Regions from separate parts of the Homo sapiens genome. Here region 2 is linked to region 1. A link is a contact called in ENCODE Hi-C data. All regions are on one chromosome and are shown on one strand. Each heading gives the region's core, a stretch centred on a gene start or an enhancer-like site at or near the end of the contact. The rest is flanking DNA. Distances are from core to core; before and after follow the strand shown. Region 1 holds the start of MAGOHB (mago homolog B, exon junction complex subunit). Region 2 holds the start of M6PR (mannose-6-phosphate receptor, cation dependent).

The links. Hi-C counts contacts between places; a loop is a spot of excess contacts on that map. Pooled maps may share reads with other maps.
Region 2: a pooled map shows a loop between it and region 1 (9-fold over the local background). The contact joins the promoter of M6PR here to the promoter of MAGOHB in region 1. A Hi-C loop is called at or near these places in 12 of 50 pooled maps.

Annotation. Positions count from the first base shown.
Region 1 is chr12:10,611,897-10,615,178 of GRCh38, reverse strand. It overlaps MAGOHB (mago homolog B, exon junction complex subunit), which reads left to right and starts at 1,570. Exons shown (of 5, transcript NM_018048.5): 1 at 1,570-1,740. The coding sequence starts at 1,647. RefSeq lists enhancers at 756-1,633, 1,450-1,849, 1,634-2,513.
Region 2 is chr12:8,948,030-8,951,104 of GRCh38, reverse strand. It overlaps M6PR (mannose-6-phosphate receptor, cation dependent), which reads left to right and starts at 1,460. Exons shown (of 7, transcript NM_002355.4): 1 at 1,460-1,617. It also overlaps a transcript of KLRG1 not described here. RefSeq lists enhancers at 758-887, 386-1,290, 1,291-2,196 and a silencer at 866-1,080.

The DNA of each region.
Region 1 (3,282 bases), core at 321-2,820:
GCACGTGCCACCAAACCTGGCTAATTTTTGTATTTTTAGTAAAGACAAGGTTTTGCCATGTTGGCCAGGCTGGTCTTGAACTCCTGACCTCGGGTGATTTGCCCCCTTTGGCCTCCCAAAGTGCTGGGATTACAGGCATGAGCCACTGCGCCCGGCCACATATAGGCTTTCTTTTCTTTTTCTTTTTTTTTTTTTTTTTTTTTTGAGACAGAGTTTCGCTCTTGTTGCCCAGGCTGGAATGCAGTGGCACGATCTCAGCTCACTGAAACCTCTGCCTCCAGGGTTCAAGCAATTCTCCTGCCTCAGCCTCCCGCGTATCTGGTATTACAGGCACGCGCCACCACGCCCAGCTAATTTTTTTGTATTTTTAATAGAGACGGGGTTTCACCATGCTGGCCAGGATGGCACATATATTCTTAATTATAGCAATTGCTCCCTTGTGCTGGTATTCGCCTTACGTGTTTGCTTTCTTTTCTAGACTACCAGATCAAATGGCTTATTTCTAGTTTCAAACTGTCACATAGGAAATGTTTGTTAAAACTAATGTTTTATAAAATTTAAAGCTTATTTTACATATTATCTCATTAGATCTCTCAAGAATTCTGTGAGCTTGGCAATGTAGATTGCTGTATATGCATTAGGCTGATGAACAAACAGGCTTAGAGATAGTCACTTGCCCGAGGTTAGTTAGCTGTTAAGTGTTGGGATTGAATCCCAGGTCTTCTCTCCACCACTTTCTACTAAAAATCACTGAAGGTTGTCAACCGACAGATAGGATTACTCTGTGTGTTGATAACAAAAGGGTGATCAATAATATCTGAAAAGGAAACTTTGTGTAAAAGTCTTTCCCTTACCTTAAAAACTACGCCACACTGGAGCATTCTTTCATTCCCCCAATTTAATTCTATCTGGCGAGAAACAATAATGGGCTAAACCATTATTGTATCGTAAGTCAAATTGCCAAAACTTCACAGGCTACTAAAAGTTAACCCTTATTGAATGAATTAAGAACCTTAGAAGTTCTGCTGTTAAAAAAAGCACGGTGACTGTCAGGGTTTTTCAGGTGTGGGGGGTGTGAGGGTTTTAAGAGTTGGATTCCTTTGACTTTGTCTCTATTATTATAGGCTTAGAGGTCCCGGGTAACTACCAATCGCTATCCAAAGGGAAAGCACCCTGTTAGAAATTAAGTAAGAAAAATAGTTTATATTCCCGGTCTGCCATTTCGATTCTAAGCTTTATCTTTATTTAGCTCACAGTTAAAGGGGGCATAGAGCCACACCCACCTCACAAACGCCGCAAGGATTGGGAGACCAGAAAAGTAAAAGTGACTTGCAAACCTTTAGCTCTAAGTCCATAAAAAAGACTATCATATGCTCACATTTCTAATCTTTGCTAGTATAATGTAATCTTTATTTTGAAAACAATGTGCCTCCATTCCTAGTAAAGCGAAAGTCACGGCGCTGCGACCCTCCCTTCAGCGCCTCCGGACTCTCACGCGATACTCGGCTTTCACGCTTTAGTCTAGGGCTGCACTGCAGGAGGAAGAGAAGCGCCTGTGGTGACGCACTTATTCCGCGCGATGACGTCACTGCAAGGCGCCGGGGGACACGTTGGCTGCGTTTTCGGCGGGCTTCCCGGGTACAAAAATGGCTGTGGCTAGCGATTTCTACCTGCGCTACTACGTAGGGCACAAGGGCAAGTTTGGGCACGAGTTTCTGGAGTTCGAATTTCGGCCGGACGGTGAGAAGAGGCCCACGGCACGCGGTGCTGGGAAAGGGGAGCGAGACCGAGAGGCCGGGTGGTGTGGAGGGTACAGGCGGCGGAGGCCACTGCTTCCCTCGAAGGAAATAGGAGCTTAAGAATAGAGGAGGCATAAGTTGGTTTTATAAATGAAAGAGAATTAATTGCAATAAATTAAAGCTAATCCTGTCACAAACTGAAAAGTTGAACCTACAGTAATCAGAATTCTGTAACAGTGCACCAGAAGGGACTCTAGATCGTCGCCCTGATTGAAAATGCTAGCACTTTTTTGAAAACACCCCCACCAGCGGGTGGTCCAGTGGATGAATAAAATCTTGTGGTGACCAGTACCTTTTTTTCATTTAGGCTGTGTGTTTTCTTTGAAGGGGAGGAGCCCAACGTGTTAACAAATGAGAATAATAATATGTTTTAGGTGTTTACGTGTAATTGTTCACCATAGGACGCATGAAGAGTACCAAGCAAGAGGGGAGAGGTAAAGTTCCACAGGAGGGAGTCAGGAAGATCTTCTTAGAGGACGGCACTCTTGAGATGAGTCTCGAAATGAGAGACTTGGCCTTTGAGAGAAAAAAACAGACTTCCAGAGCAGTATGAGCAGAGGATGAGGTGAAACTGCTACCCAAGTAGTGTGCAACAGTGTGTTTTCTGACAGCGCTATCCTTAGAGAATGTTACATTGATCTTGCCTACCTGCAACAAGAAAGTTCATTTGGATATATATTTTTTGGGTTTTTTTGAATGCACGTTTTGTGCTGGACAACAAGCAAATACAAAATTTTAAGGTACAGTAATGAGTAAGACAAATTTAACTAAAGCAGATTTGTCTTGGTGGGAGGCACAGACATTTAACTATAAAGCAGTATGCATATTAAGTCCTATAAGCAGGCTTTGGACAATGTTCTGTGAGAGCAAGAATAAAAAATTAGAGAAGGAACGTATATTAGGAAAGGAGAAGAGTATCAAGCATTTCAGGCAGAACTCACGTTAACTACAGTCCTGCAATTATTATTATTATTATTATTTTGAAACAAGGTCTCACTCTGTCACCCAGATCTGAGTGCAGTGGCACGATCTCAGCTCACTGCAACCTCCCCCTCCCTAGTGCAAGTGATCCCTCACCTCAGCCTGCCGAGGTGCTGGGAATACAGGCCCACGCCACCTCACCCAGCTAATTATGTTATGTTATGTTATGTTATGTTATGTTATGTTATGTTATGTTATGTTATGTTATTTTTTGTAGAGATGGGTTTCCCCATGTTGCCCAGGCTGGCTTCAAACCCCTGAGGTCAAGGGATCCACCAGCGTCAGCCACCCACAGTCCTGGGATTACAAGCATGAGCCACCGGGCCAGCCCTGCAATTATTTAGAAACCTTAATCACTGTATTTAACCTTACCGTCCCCATAAATTCAGCTAAATTTACCTGAATTCATCTATTCTTTATGTAGTATTATTTTCAGTTCCTCTGCCTGCGAACACCATCAAGCTTGTCCCTATCACTTTTAGCAGGTCACATGAATTAAGTA
Region 2 (3,075 bases), core at 211-2,710, 1.7 Mb after region 1:
TTGTTTTCTGTGTTATCTGATCACAAATTACTTTCATTTTCAGGAAGAAAAAAATTTAATTTTTTTTTTTATTGGGGCAACATCCAACCCAGATATGATTACTACCTAGCCTGAACTGAATGTATTACTAATAAACAAAGAAATGCAGAATGGCATACAGTCGGTAAAGCGTAGTGCTTGAGAGCATGGATTATGGAGACTATTTAAATACTGGCTCCATAACTTAATAGCTTGGGACCCACGGTGTTACTTAGCTTCTATCTGCTTTAATTTACTCATCTGTAAACTTGGGATAAGATACTTCCTCATAAGGTTGGTGTGAAGACCAAGTGAATTAACTATCGTTTAAAGCACTTACAAAAGTGCCGGGCACCACCGAGATATGCATCCGTTAGCTTTTATTATTATTAGACTCAAAACACTGTAGTAGTTCTAATGAGAGGGGTAAGAATCAAAAATCCAGGCACCTGCATAGAGCCAGAGAGGCACACATAGAAGCAACGTAAGAGTGGAAGCGGAATGAAAACATGCTAAAGCCAGGTACAAGCCACAAGCGAGGGTCCACAGGAAGAAATTGTTAATTCTGAAGAGAGTGAATGCACGAAGTTACAGGAAAAATAACATCTGAACAGAGTTTAAGAATGAGCAGGACTTCAACAAGTGGCTAGTAAGACATAAGGAACCTACAAAAGATCTTAGCAAAGGCGCAAAGATTACCATCGTATTGCTCGTTTCTTCCTACTTTGCAGAAGTAACCTCTGGCGAACAGAGGTGGTTGCAGAGCATGCTTATCAAGCAAAATACCACGAAGCAGTAAGGAACGACAGAGATAACAGTAACAATAATAATTCACCCCAAGGTACTCAACTGGAAAAAGGAAATACAGAGGAGAGGTGTCGTTAAGAAAGCCAGGACGCACATCACGGCCCCGTCGCTGCACTACTCTCGTCTAGGGGTCAACAGTGGAGTCGAGACTCGAAGCTTCCACGCGGCGGAACAGCGTCCCTCTCAGGCGGCGAACGGGCTAGGGAAGCGCCCGGAGGAGACCTAGCGTGAGAACTACAACTCCCGCGGAGCCCGAGGGCGAGCTGCCTGCGTAACTTCCGCTTCCGCCACCTGCCCCTCTCACCCTCTTCACTCGAACCCTACCCGGGAGCGGTCAGGCGCGTGACCCCGCGTGACCGGGGTGCGCGAGCCGAGAGGCCCTGGAAGCGGGACTCTGGGACCCCATTGAAAGAAAGGCAACCAGAAAAGGCGAAACGACAACCTCGATAGTGATTGGAGCTGATGGAACGAGGGCGGAGCTAAAGTCCCAGAATACTGGCCAATCAGAGTTTAAGATTATCAGGGAGCCCGGGAAGGGGAAAGGGGCGAAATGGTTCTATGGTCACATGCCGCGGGGTCTGGTGGGAGGAGCGGTTGCCCAGCGGCCTCTTGGCGCTTCCTGTTTCCGGTTCCCAGAGTGGGGCACAGCGAGGCGCTAGGGGGAACGCTGGCCTCTGAAACTAGCTCTGGGACCGGGGTCTGCGGCCGGCCCCTAGCTGGCCCCGTCTCCCATCCCCAGAAGGGTATTCACTGGGGATTCTGAGCTTTGGCTACTCCAGTTTCCCACGACACGTGAGTGTGAGGGGCGTGGAGGAGGAGGCGGGCTGGGTTGCGCTCACACTTAAGCGTCTGTGACAGGAGCCGGAATCGCATTCTCCCTTGACCATGGTTCTAGCCAAAGATCTGGCTGAGGAGCCCTAAGGGTAGAATGGAGGCGGAGGCATGAGAGCGGAGAGTCACGGAGTTCCGAAAGGTGTGAGGGAGAAAGGACTTCCAAGACCAGAGAGGGGATTTACGATATTTAGAAAGCAGGGAAAGGAAAATACCCCAAGTATGGAGTCCGTTGGAGGTGTTGGTGGATTTATTTGTAGGAGGAATTTTGGCCTGCATCACGGTGGGAGGTCAAGTGGCATCATTTGGAGAGGGTATGGCTACAAGCGCTTGGAAAGTCGGGACACTAGACAGAGCGAGAATTTCTGGCACCCTGGGAGAGCTTTGAGGGGGATGCGACTGTGGTGTGGATAAGAATGGCTGATGGACGGATTATCTTGTGTTCCTCGTTGTGGGGAGCTTCCGCTCTTGGGACATAGCCGCTACTTGTCTGAGGCTCCTTCTCTCTTGAGTTCTTTCAGCATTAGGCCTTTTAGCCAATTGAGGCTGCTTTTCTAAACATGTAGGCTGCTGGAGAAAAAGGGATAAGGACTGCTACATCAGAAAGGAGCCAGCGGGAAGACAGTAGAAATTCCACTGGTAAATGGCCATGGCTGTCTTAACAGATGGGGAAGTGAGTGCTACAGAGGCCCAGTGGTGTAAGCTGCTTCCCAGTTGCTGGCTTAGTCATTGGCCACCCTAATAAAGGATAATTTTTAGCATTGCCAAATAAAATAGATCTGTCGTTAGAGAATAAGAAAACTGAAAGATTTTTCAAGATCATAAAATCCTGCTCCTTATTTCCAAAGTATATAGACAAACTCTTGTACCTTGAGAATCTAATTGTAGCATATTAAAAGGGGGCTACTGGGCCCTTCCATTTCATTCTCTTCCTGATTGTTGCACCCCTATGTTTATAAGTTTTCCAGCAGTTATCTTTATGCCACGAATCGTCTAAATTGCCCCAGTAACTTCACACACATTTAATATCTGTGTAATGTACAGCAAGTAATTTAACAAGTAATTCTGTAAAGCATCAGTTTTCTCATCTGTGAAGTATGAAAAATTATACCTATTTTCTGGGTTGTGAAGATGAATGAACATAATCTAGGGAAAACATTTAGCGCATATGCCACTGAATTAAAGAGAAGCAGCTTAAATTTAAAGACAAGCCTTAAGCAGGAAAGAAGAATACAGTATAAATTTATTATCCTAACTTTTTGAATAATAAGCAAATGAAAGATAGTTCAACTCAGCTAATGGCTGAGGTGTTTAACCTTTCATCCCTTCCTAATTTTGTGAGATTCCTTGTTCTAATTTAGGAAAAGAAATCAACTGTCAGTTTTTAATTAGGTCCTGAGAGACTGGAAAGGAAAATGG